Regions from separate parts of the Homo sapiens genome. Here region 2 is linked to region 1. Evidence: chromatin contacts called from ENCODE Hi-C data. All regions are on one chromosome and are shown on one strand. Each heading gives the region's core, a stretch centred on a gene start or an enhancer-like site at or near the end of the contact. The rest is flanking DNA. Distances are from core to core; before and after follow the strand shown.

Region 1 (5,413 bases), core at 1,638-4,137:
GCTGAGGTGGGAGGATGGCTTGAATCCAGGAGTTCGAGGTTACAGTGAGCCATGATCTCAGCAGAGCTGGTTCCTGTCTCAAAAAATAAAATAAAATAAAAAGGTAACAGTCAACAAATTCTTGTCTGGATGTGGATTCAAACAAACCAACAGTAAAAATAAGTTCATTTTTGAGGTGATCAGGGAAATCTGATCATGGACTAGGTTTTAGAAAATGTTAAGGAATTATTGTCAATTTCATCAGGAGGTGATAATTGTATTATGGTTACACAAGCAAATGCCCTTTCTCTGGAGAAACATACTGAACAATTTAGGGGTGAAGTGTTATGTTGTCTGGAATAAACTGCTTTAAACTGCTTCAGCCACAACCAAAAAAAGAAAAAAAAAGATGAAGTGGATATGGCCAAACAAGACTTGTGAAGTCCATTTGATGGATATATGGAAATTCATTCTACTTTGCTGGGCTTTTATGTTTGCTTAAAATTTTCCCAATAAGCAAAACAAACAAACAAACAAAATCAGAACCTTGATCAAAATGTAGAGGTTATCACTGGAGAGCCTTGCTTTCCAGGCACCCCCACCCCCGACCCCACCCCTCCTCTCGCGGAGTCCAGCCTCAGCACGCCAGTTGTTCACCTTTGTCTGAACACACTGTCATTTTCAGCTTCTTATTTTTGCTCATGGTGTTGGCCACCCTTTCCATTCCTGTGCCTATAAAAATCTGTTCTCTGCTTAAGGTCTCCCCAACTGTGACCTTCTCCTGGCCCTCCAGTGAGCACTCACCTCTCAGTTCCAACAGCACACTGCCTCTGGTTTCATTCTTCGCTACGTTCTAGCTATTTACCAGGTCTGTTACCTCATGATGCCATACAATCCCAGAGACTTCCAATAGCTAAGTCTTTTCTGTAAATCCATTTAAGGGGGTATCACGATGCCTTTTACGGAGCAAGCTCCGCAGTCCAGGGGCAGGTCCTCACGGCCTAAACACGGCTGCCTTATCCTGAGTAGTTTTACTGACAATAGAGCTTCAACTGAAGAATGAATTCCTGTTCAGCAGGACACTGGGCAGTCATGTTTAATTGAGAACTCTTAAAATTCCTAATAGAGTTTGCCTAGATGGAGGATGTTCTAAAGAGGGCTGCGAATATTTCGTGTTTCTGTCCTCTTACTGTCACCTTTCCTTGGGTCCTGTCCCCTCTTCAAGCATGGCTGCACTACACTTCCACACCAGCCTGCTGGTGTCCTAATCACTGGTAAGGGCCCTGGCTCGAGGTGGATACAAAGCCTCCCAATGACTTCACTTCAAGAATGGACACAGATTGGAAATCTTACTAGTAAAGAGAGAAATGAACAGATCATTTTAAAATCCCTCTTCTATTCTGCTTACTGCTACCTACTATCCAGATCACCACAAACAACCACCCTCTCCTAACTAGTAGTAGTTAGGGCCTGGTTAGTAAAATCAACTAGCCCAAAGTATTTCCGTACAAAAATCCACCAATTAGAAATTAATTTAACTTTGCAAACTCAGCTTTTACAATACGAATCTCTGCTAGAACACAGTGGTCTGCTTATTCAGGGAAGTCTGGCTTCTTCTGGGAATAGTTTCAGGAAAACAAGGCATTTTGGGAAAATACGGGCAAACTGCAGGTGCTCTTCATCTGAGCATTTCAATAAATTGAATGAGGCCAGGGAAAAGTCTTCACTTACAGGTAAATGTACATAAGGACACCTACGTGTGTGTAAGACCTACACTTTAAATAGGTCACCTTTAGTTTTTCATTAATCATTTCTCCTGGGACATTTAGCAAAACGAATAACTTGCTTTTAAAAAAGGCCACAAATCCCGGGTGCAGTGGCTCATGCCTGTAATCCCAACATTTTGGGAGGCCAAGGCGGGCGGATCACGGGGTCAGGAGTTCGAGACCAGCCTGGCCAACATGGTGAAACCCTGTCTCTACTAAAAACACAAAAATAAGCTGGGCGTGATAGCAGGCGCCTGTAATCCCAGCTACCCGGGAGACTGAGGCAGGAGAATCGCTTGAACCCGGAAGGCAGAGGTTGCAGTGAGCCGAGATCGCGCCACTGCACTCCAGCCTGGGCAACAGGGCAAGACTTCATCCCAAACAATAAAAAGGGCCAGAAATCGACTGCATTTTCTTATCACTTAAATATTAAATCAACTAAGCGTGGAGTTAAGAAGCTGTGTTCAAAAAACACTTAAGTCTGCTTTTGAGCTTGTGGCGTTGTCCTTGGCCCACAGAGTAAAACAGCAATGATAACCATAATTAATAATCAAGGCAGTAAATTTCTTCAAAATTTCAGAAGTTTCACTAATGGCTCCAAAGAAACCTTAGATCAGAAATTCACAAGTGCCAGGAGACGTTTTTAGATTTCTTTTGCAGCTTCTAGTCTCCTTACAAACAGGAAATCTTTAAAATGAAAAACAATTTCTGAGAAGTGTTAGCCCGGTTCAGCTGAGGTCCTCTGAAAGCCAGCGTGTGGGCTGTCACGCTTCCTTTACAGGGAAGCAGCGCCCGTGCGTGAGGCGGTTCCTGGCTTTTACCGCCCTCTGCCCGTTCTGGCAATCGCGCCCGTGGCCCCCGCGCGGGGCAATGGAGGACGCGTTTCGGGGTCCACCGTCCCCTCCCTCCGGCTGGCCTCGCCGGCCGGCGGCGCCCCAGGCCTCCTCCCTCACCCGCGGGGACGCCGAGTGCTGCGGCCTCGACCCGGACGCCGCGCAGGGAGCGACGCCCCAGGTTCCCGCGGGCGCCAGGACACCCCGCCTGGGGGGCGGAGCAGGCGCAGCCCCGACCCCCGCCCGGGCTCAGCGCCTCACCTGCCGGCAGCCGGGGCTGTCGGGGAGGGCAGGGCCAGGGCGGAAATGCAGGGCCGGGCCCGCGCCTCTGCTCCCAGGCCGCCCCCGGCGGCGCCCCCTGCAGGCGGAACGCGAGGCCCGCCAGCCCCTGCGGCGCCCTCGCACACACGTGGCCGCTCGCACAACTGGCCGCCTAACAGCCAGACCCACCCACGCCGATGCCCGCCGGAGACGCCCCGCCGCAGACACAGCGCAACCAGCTTCACACACCTGGGGACGCCCCACAGAAGTCACATCCACCCTAACACACCTGGGCACTCAGGCTCAAGCCCCGACTGCATGGTGGACCCTGACACACCTGGGCCACACCCCACAAAACAGACTCACAGACGACTCCACAAGCTTGGGGACACGCCACATCAAATGGACACACATGCACACACAAATGAACCCAAGCGCAGACACACTTGGGGATGCCAACCATGTGTGTATCTATCACATCACACACCACCAAGGCCCCCCAGCTGGGCATGCACACAGCCCTGATACCGAGTCCAGACCGCCATCTAGTCACACTGCCCACTTACTTACCAATACTCTTAAAATGAAACTGTGGCCGAAGGAGACAATGGAAGGATGACATCACCTCTTCCCTAGCTCCAGGACTAATTTAAGCCCCAGAAATTATAGGACTGAGAACCAAAATCGAAAGAGAACATTTTCCCTAGAGACAATGGGTTAAAGCAATGCCACTTGGGGGCCAGGTGGTAGGAATGGTACAGCTATGGAGAGAGTGACACTTCTGTCTCTCCGAAAGACACAAATCTGTGTTTATCAGATTAGCAATAATCCCCCTTAATCATTTCCTGCCCTTTCTACTTTCTCATGGATGTGGACTGATTGAAACCTTTATATAAACTGGTTTTTATCCAAACGTTTCCAACAATGCAGATGTAATTGTATTTTGAACAGATGTACAATTCCAAAAGAAATCTAAACCATCAGGTACATAAGTCGTTGGTTTTCACAGTTTTTTCTTGTCTTGGACACTTCATAATTAAATTGAAATGTATTAAAAAACCTTGTCTAGCTCATATTAATATTTTTTTTTTTTTTTTTTTTTTTTTTGAGACGGAGTCTCGCTCTGTCGCCTAGGCTGGAGTGCAGTGGCGGGATCTGGTTCACTGCAAGCTCCGCCTCCCGGGTTCACGCCATTCTCCTGCCTCAGCCTCCCAAGTAGCTGGGACTACAGGCGCCCGCCACTACGCCCGGCTAATTTTTTGTATGTTTAGTAGAGACGGGGTTTCACCATTTTAGCCAGGATGGTCTCGATCTCCTGACCTCGTGATCCGCCTGCCTCGGCCTCCCAAAGTGCTGGGATTACAGGCGTGAGCCACCGCGCCCGGCCTCATATTAATATTTTTAAAGACAGCAGTAATTCTTAACTTTTTGAAGCGAAAGAATGATTCCACTTTCATCTCTTTTTTGAGGGGGGAAAATCATGTCAGCAAAGGAAAGTGAGACAAATAGATAAATAATTCTTCTGATAAAGGAAAATTAAAGATGACGCAGACTAGACGAATTTTTTGTTTGTTTTGAGATGGGTTCTCACTCTGTCACCTAGGTTGGAGTACAGTAGCATGTTATTGGCTCATTGCAACCCCTGTTTCCCAGGCTCGAGTGATCCTCCCACCTCAGCCTTCTGAGTAGCTGGGACCTCAGGCACCCACCATCACGCCCGGCTAGTTTCTTGTATTTTTTGGTAGAGACAGGATTTCACCATGTTGCCCAGGGTGGTCTTGAACTCCTGAGCTCAGGCGATCCACCCGCCTTGGCCTCCCAAAGCGATGGGATTACAGGTATGAGCCACAGTGCCTAGCCAAGACAAGTGTTAAGTTGCATCCCAGATAAGGCTGGGGAAGCCCAATCTAACATAGAATAGGCTCTGTGGGATGAAGCCTTCAGTTTAACTTCTTGGAAAACAACTCACAGTTTGAAGAGCAGTTTTTGAAATGTGGTCCCAGTCCAGCAGCACTGGCAGCACCTGGGTATTTAGAAATGCACAATCTCCAGCCACACTGGAGGTGTCCTGACTCTGGGGGTCAACTCAGTGTCAGCAAGTCTGGGGGTGGGGCCCAGAGATGGACATTCTAATGAGTGATGCCAGTTCAAGTTTGAAAACCATCGCCTTTTGAGGATGTACCTCGGTGCTTCTCAAACTTTAACGTGCACGTCAGTCAACCCAGGGTCTTGTTTTAAAATGTAGATTCTGGTTCAGCTAGCCAGGAGTAGGGTCTAAGATTCTGCAGGTGGACAGAGGGTGCTAAGTGAAGATTTTCTTGTGTATAGACACACTCCAGGGTGCTGTCACTGTGAAGACAGCTCCACAGCAAAGCTTGGGTCTCATAGAGATAAAACTCACAAAGTGCCTCAAGGAAATAGACTGGTCAATCTAAGCAGGTCCCGGGCTTGTCAGTTTAGGGTTGGTCAGTTATTCAGGATCCCTTGGCAAGCCAACTGCTCTGGTAGCTTTTAGGAACTGGGTCGACTCACCAAGTCTGTTTGGTTGTGTCCAAATGGTACAATTGAGTCATT
Region 2 (5,413 bases), core at 1,760-4,259, 1.8 Mb after region 1:
TTAACTGCATCATTAAAATATCTCTAACATTTGGTACTGATCTCATTAAAAGTATTTCCAATATTTAACAGTCATTATTATTTGTCTGAGATGTGAGGTATTTTATGTTACTTGTCATGTGAGTTGAAAAAATTTTTAAAGGTACAAGAAAAAATAATCAAGTTAATGGAAAACATCACTTCTCAGGAAACAAATCAACTCATTTAGCAATGAAGGAGGAAAGAGCATATTGTGTTACTGCTTTCAATTTGTCCCAACAATAAAATGCTAAGGCCAAATGATGGTTACTACTGAGTGCTTACGTAGAAAACTGACTCAGTTCTCCTAGCAGACAGGGTCCTTTCTTTGCTTAAAAGTTACAACACCTGGTATACAGCAGCAATACAACTAAAGAAGATGAGTTTCAGACTACAAATAAGTGGCTGTTGAAACAAAAAGGACTACAATTATGAGATATGATTTCTCTTTTAGTCTTTAAGCCTTCTTATGTTCATATTTCTTAAAGTACAATATTATACCATGTGCTCCACACAGGAAGTGGAAAGAACAGATATTACAATCCCTCCCAAGCTACACCTTTAAGATGCAGCATTACAGATAAGGTTACCACACACTTCAGTGATCCACTATAATTGTGCAGACAACAAAATGCTACAGGAGGAAAAAAAGGCATTTTAACTACATTCATTCCTATCTAAAAAAGCACGTGTGCAAACTTACATATGTAAATTCAATAAAGTTCATACTTCCTTCTCTTTTCTTGCCAGACCTGAATAGTAAATCTGAAAACTTGGCTTTTAATTGCACTACTTGACTCCTCAAACTGAACAAAGTATTGTGTCCATAAAAACATCTGCTATTGACAAAGAATTGTACATAATCGTTTAAAAAAATCATTTTGGCATATCTTTATTGTAAAGCATTTTTTCCCAGTCCTAAGGATTTTCGGGTTTGAAATCAAGATGAACTTTTTATCCCACAGCAACTCTCCCAGAACTGTCCATTTAAATTTTAATCTAGAAAGAGAAGCTTGTCTAAGTCTCCTACTTGCTGTTAAAAGCTACCTCGGCCCCTCAATATAAACAGTCAGAAGACAGCCAACCATGTCTCAAGAAGATGGAAGTGTTCTGTTGGCAAATGGCCAGAAGACTAGCTCACCAGAACTGTCCAAATCAAAAACCTGTAATCAGAAAATTCCAGACTCCTCCTTCAACTTCCTTCCCAAATTCAAACTGGCCACTAAGATGGATGGACTTCACTTCCTCTCTAGTGCCTGTCACTGCCTTATTCTGGACCGCTCACCACTGCTCACTGCTCTTCCTCCCTGGTCTTTCCACCTTCAACCTTGCCCAACCCAGAGCTGTTTTCCACGCTGTAGTCATAATGGTTGTCTAAAGGGTAGATATGATCATGACACAGAAGAGAGCTCACGATCTGTGCCTCACTACCTTGCAACCCCACTCACTACCTGCCACTCCCTAGAAACACCCTCTATTTCTCAGTTGTACTTGATATTCTCGGTCTGCACCACAATCTTTGACGCCCCCAAAGCTTAAAGTATGCTTCTTTCTCTTCCTTGACAGCCTAACCAGTGCCTTTACCACGTGGCTAACTCTTAGTCATTCTTCATGACTCAGTCTGAGTTTTATTCCCTCCAGAAACCTTTCCATGCCCCTCTTCCTTGGCCCTATAGCACCTTGGTCCACCTACACAGAATTGTTCACCACATCATAATTGATCCTGTCTTTTGTCTTTCCTGCTAATTCCTTGAAGGAAGAACTCTTCTTCACCCCTGTATCTCCAGCATCAACAGTTCAAACACAGCAGCACTTTTTAAGTGTTTACTAAGTTTTGTTTTTTGTTTTTTTGAGATTGTAGTTACTGAAAAAGTGATAAAAAGCACGTGGACCTAAAAGAAATAATTCATAAATTTCAGAGTTGTAATAAACTCTGAAAATAATCTTTTTCAACTTCTTAATTTACAAATGAGGTTTATAAAAAAGATTTAAGAAAGATTTTTCCCAATAGCATGGATATGAGAGAAGGAAAAATAAACTAGTGAAGATACCCTCCCCTACCCCGAAAATCTTAAAACTGTCTAAGGAAAAGGTATCTGGGGAATATAATGGATAAATGGAATGCCATCTATTTCAGCACCAACCACACAATTCTATGAAGCGCATGAGGAGCTCTTCCTAGTGTCACCAGTAAAATACGCGTTTCTTCACCCAAGGCTCAAAGCTTCTACCTGTGTTTGTGCCTACAATTCCAAAACTGGCTCTTGGAACAGTCGCTTCCTCCACTGGGAAGGAGTTGCCACACCTGTAAAAGGAACAGGTTGTTTGTGATCGCTAAGGTCAACCTCTTATCTCTGATGGTCTCTGAATTTAGAGTACAATTTAAATATATAGTTAACATAGTCCGGGAGAGATACAGGGAAGGGGTGAGGGAAGTTTACTTACAATCAGGACTGGGTGTGAACGTTATGGGAACCTAGAATATTAGAGCTGGGGCTGATCTGGGATTACTCTAATCAATATCCTTCTTGTAGTAGCCGAGGGGACTGAAGCCCAGAAAACTTCAGGACCCGCCCAGGGTCTCCCAGTAGCTAGTGTGTAAGCTGAGACCAGAACTTGGCTCGTTCTCTCCCAGTCCTGAGCTTGGGCAGAATCACCAGCAACGCCAGCTCCCTTCCCTTTCCTTCAGATGGGTCTCGGGTCCAGAGCTGGCGCCCGCTAGCGGGAGGCCAGACCGGGAGGGCCAAGGCAGCCACCTGTGGCTTTCCCATCCCTCAGGTCCAGCAGTGCACATGGGGTGCCCCCGCGTCAACGCCGGAGGAGTGACCTTGCAAACCCGCGCCCCGCGGGCGGCAGAGCCGGCCGCTCACTGCCCGGTCCCCGGCCACCACGGAAGAGCGAAGATCTCTGCCAGGGCAGGAGCCCTAGCCCCGACCCGCGCCCCAAGTCTCTCCCGCGCGGCGGCTTCCGGCCGCCATGGTTTCCATAGCAACAACAGCACAAGCTGCCGGGTCCCAGAGACGCCCTAGGGTCAGAGGTCATCTCCGTGGCAACGGAAACTTCCCGCGCTACGGCGGCTCCAACGGGCCGCTTCCGCCGCATTGCGTAGCGAAGCCCCCGGCGAGCCGAGGCTGGGAGCGCGGTGATGGCCGGTCCCCGTGAGCAGAGGGCAGCGGCGGCGGGACCGGGGACTCTGGGCCAATGGGTAAAGCCAGGAGGAAGCCCGTGCCTGGCCCGTTGGGCTCCCTCCTCCTCAGAGCCGAAGCAGTCCACACTCGGAACCCAGCTTCACCCGGATTACCGAGGGGTTCCACGCCTGGAGGCAGAGCTGCAGCGTGGGCCCGCTCGCGGCTTTGCAGAAAACAAATAATGACACACTTCTCTGGAAGCCCGGGGCCTGGGCCCAGAGCCGTGGCTTCTGCCAAACTTTCTGGTCCCGGACACCAACTCCCCGCCTCTCAGCCCGAGGCCACAGCGGCCCAGCACCCTGCACCTTTTAAAGTGGCTCCAAAAAGGAGAAAGCCAAATAGATCAGGGTGGTAGGCGCGAGTGCAGGGAGCTGCGAAGTTGGAAGATTACTGCTTTTCAAACTGCCAAAGAGCAAAATACTAAGCGAGAAACTCCGTCCAAAGCAACTGGAACTCGAGGTTCTTTACTAATGAGAGTTCCAGTTACCATCTTCAGAGAAAGGAGCTCAAAAGAGGGAGTTTATTTTTTGCGGAATGTCTTCCTTGTTAAGAAGAAAATTAAAGATTAAAAAAGAAAATGAAGGGTCTGGCAACTATGAACCTAATGGTGCCCTAACGTTTGCTATTCTAAGGCCGAGAATGCCAGATGGGGAGAACGCCATGAGCTTTTGAGCTTGTGTATTTTGCGAGAGGCTCGAGTGTGAACAGTAGACTACAGGCCTTGAGACTGAGAAGGAAGCTATAAAATGTGGGCCAAGGGAATGTCTGCAGGACCGGGTTTCAGAGCACCCTATCGTGGCGGATAAAGAGCCACTAACAGCTTTTTTCTTTATTTAGTAGCCAAATTCTTGGTTGGCGCTTTGAGAAAGGAGTAAGCATTAAGCGAATTTAACCAAGTAAAATGTATCGTCCTGCCCTTTGTAGTCCCATAGTTCACTATCCTAGAGATACCTATTTTTCACTATTTTATTAAAGTGTATTGAAAACCTACCATGTGTCGTGAACAGAGTTTTTGTCAAGAGACAGTGACAAAGGCAGTGGTGCCCAGCAGTTGTTGGGTGACTTTCTTACATGATGTTACCAGACTAATCAAACAAGAACTTCACTGTTCCCTATAAAACATGTCTGCGACATTCATCCTTTTTGCCTTCAAGTTTAGGAAGTCCCTAAGAATCCCTCCTTTTGTTCCCTTCTCTTCATCATCCTACCTTTTACATTCTGACCAAAGTAAAAAAAATAGTGGCAGCTAGAGAACTACACAGGGAAAACATCAGGACATAGTTGGTCTTGATACAAAAGAGCTATTGCATCTCTAGAGGTATACGGGGAGCTGAGAAGTCTCCCTCAGAAAACTCCATGCCCTTCAGTACCCGGGTTCAACACATAACTAAACCTTGTACCTGGTACACAAGTCCTAAGGAACACCACACAGACTATGGCAGTGAGCAGGCAGATGTGTAAATAGGTGTTTCCCTGTCCCTATTTACAGGAGGTAAATAGTATTACCTCCACAGTCCCTCCTGGAGGTAATACTGAGTTGGGCTCAAAGGTTTTATTAAAAATAGGCACAGTGCAATGACTTGTTTAACACTGAAGAGAAGAGCTCCTGTTAGACTGTTCAAACAGCCCAACTGTTTCCCCTTAAGGCAAAAGACACTATTTTGAATAAATGCTTCCATTTTGAGACATCTACGTGGTATTTATAGAAGGCGTATGAGTCAATTTGAGTGAGGTATGATGCCAAAATGTGCAAAGGAGTGAAAACATTGGTTGTTGTCCTTGTTACCATATGTATAAAAACACTTCACAAAAGTCTCCAATGTTTGTGTTGCTAAAACATGGAAGACTGGGTTCGAACATTTTAAAGGAATGGTTCATTGTAGGAAACGTGAAGTATAGTATAGAATTAGCTTTAGCACTTTCAGAAAGTACTGCATCATTTGAACAAATTTTCTCAGTTATGGATGCTGTCTAAGATGAGAACAAGTTGTACAGCCAAAGTCATCTTCATTGTTAAAACTAAGTTTAGATTATCATGCATTGAATTTTACACTTATTAACTGGGATATACATTTCAAAAAAGAAAAATCTACTCTCCCAACAAGGCAGTACTCCGAAGCCTACCTAAAATGCCATCCTTTGGTTCATGGAGTGGCACTGCTCTACAAAACCCATTTTGTTACCTCAGTAAATAAGCTTCCTGGATGG

Evidence for each region. A loop is a pair of places that touch in the nucleus more often than their neighbours do. Pooled maps may share reads with other maps.
Region 2: a map of CD4-positive, alpha-beta T cell shows a loop between it and region 1 (5-fold over the local background). The contact joins the promoter of FGF14-IT1 here to the promoter of GGACT in region 1. A Hi-C loop is called at or near these places in 2 of 168 maps with a recorded cell type or tissue (CD4-positive, alpha-beta T cell and naive thymus-derived CD4-positive, alpha-beta T cell), 1 of 37 single-sample maps with no recorded cell type and 9 of 50 pooled maps.

Annotation. Positions count from the first base shown.
Region 1 is chr13:100,585,902-100,591,314 of GRCh38, forward strand. It overlaps GGACT (gamma-glutamylamine cyclotransferase), which reads right to left and starts at 2,888. Exons shown (of 3, transcript NM_001195087.2): 1 at 2,840-2,888. RefSeq lists a silencer at 2,521-3,040.
Region 2 is chr13:102,391,510-102,396,922 of GRCh38, forward strand. It overlaps FGF14-IT1 (FGF14 intronic transcript 1), which reads right to left and starts at 3,010. Exons shown (of 4, transcript NR_036486.1): 1 at 2,845-3,010; 2 at 2,249-2,322. It overlaps FGF14-AS2 (FGF14 antisense RNA 2), which reads left to right and starts at 3,069. Exons shown (of 1, transcript NR_036487.1): 1 at 3,069-4,196. It also overlaps a transcript of FGF14 not described here. RefSeq lists an enhancer at 2,916-3,145.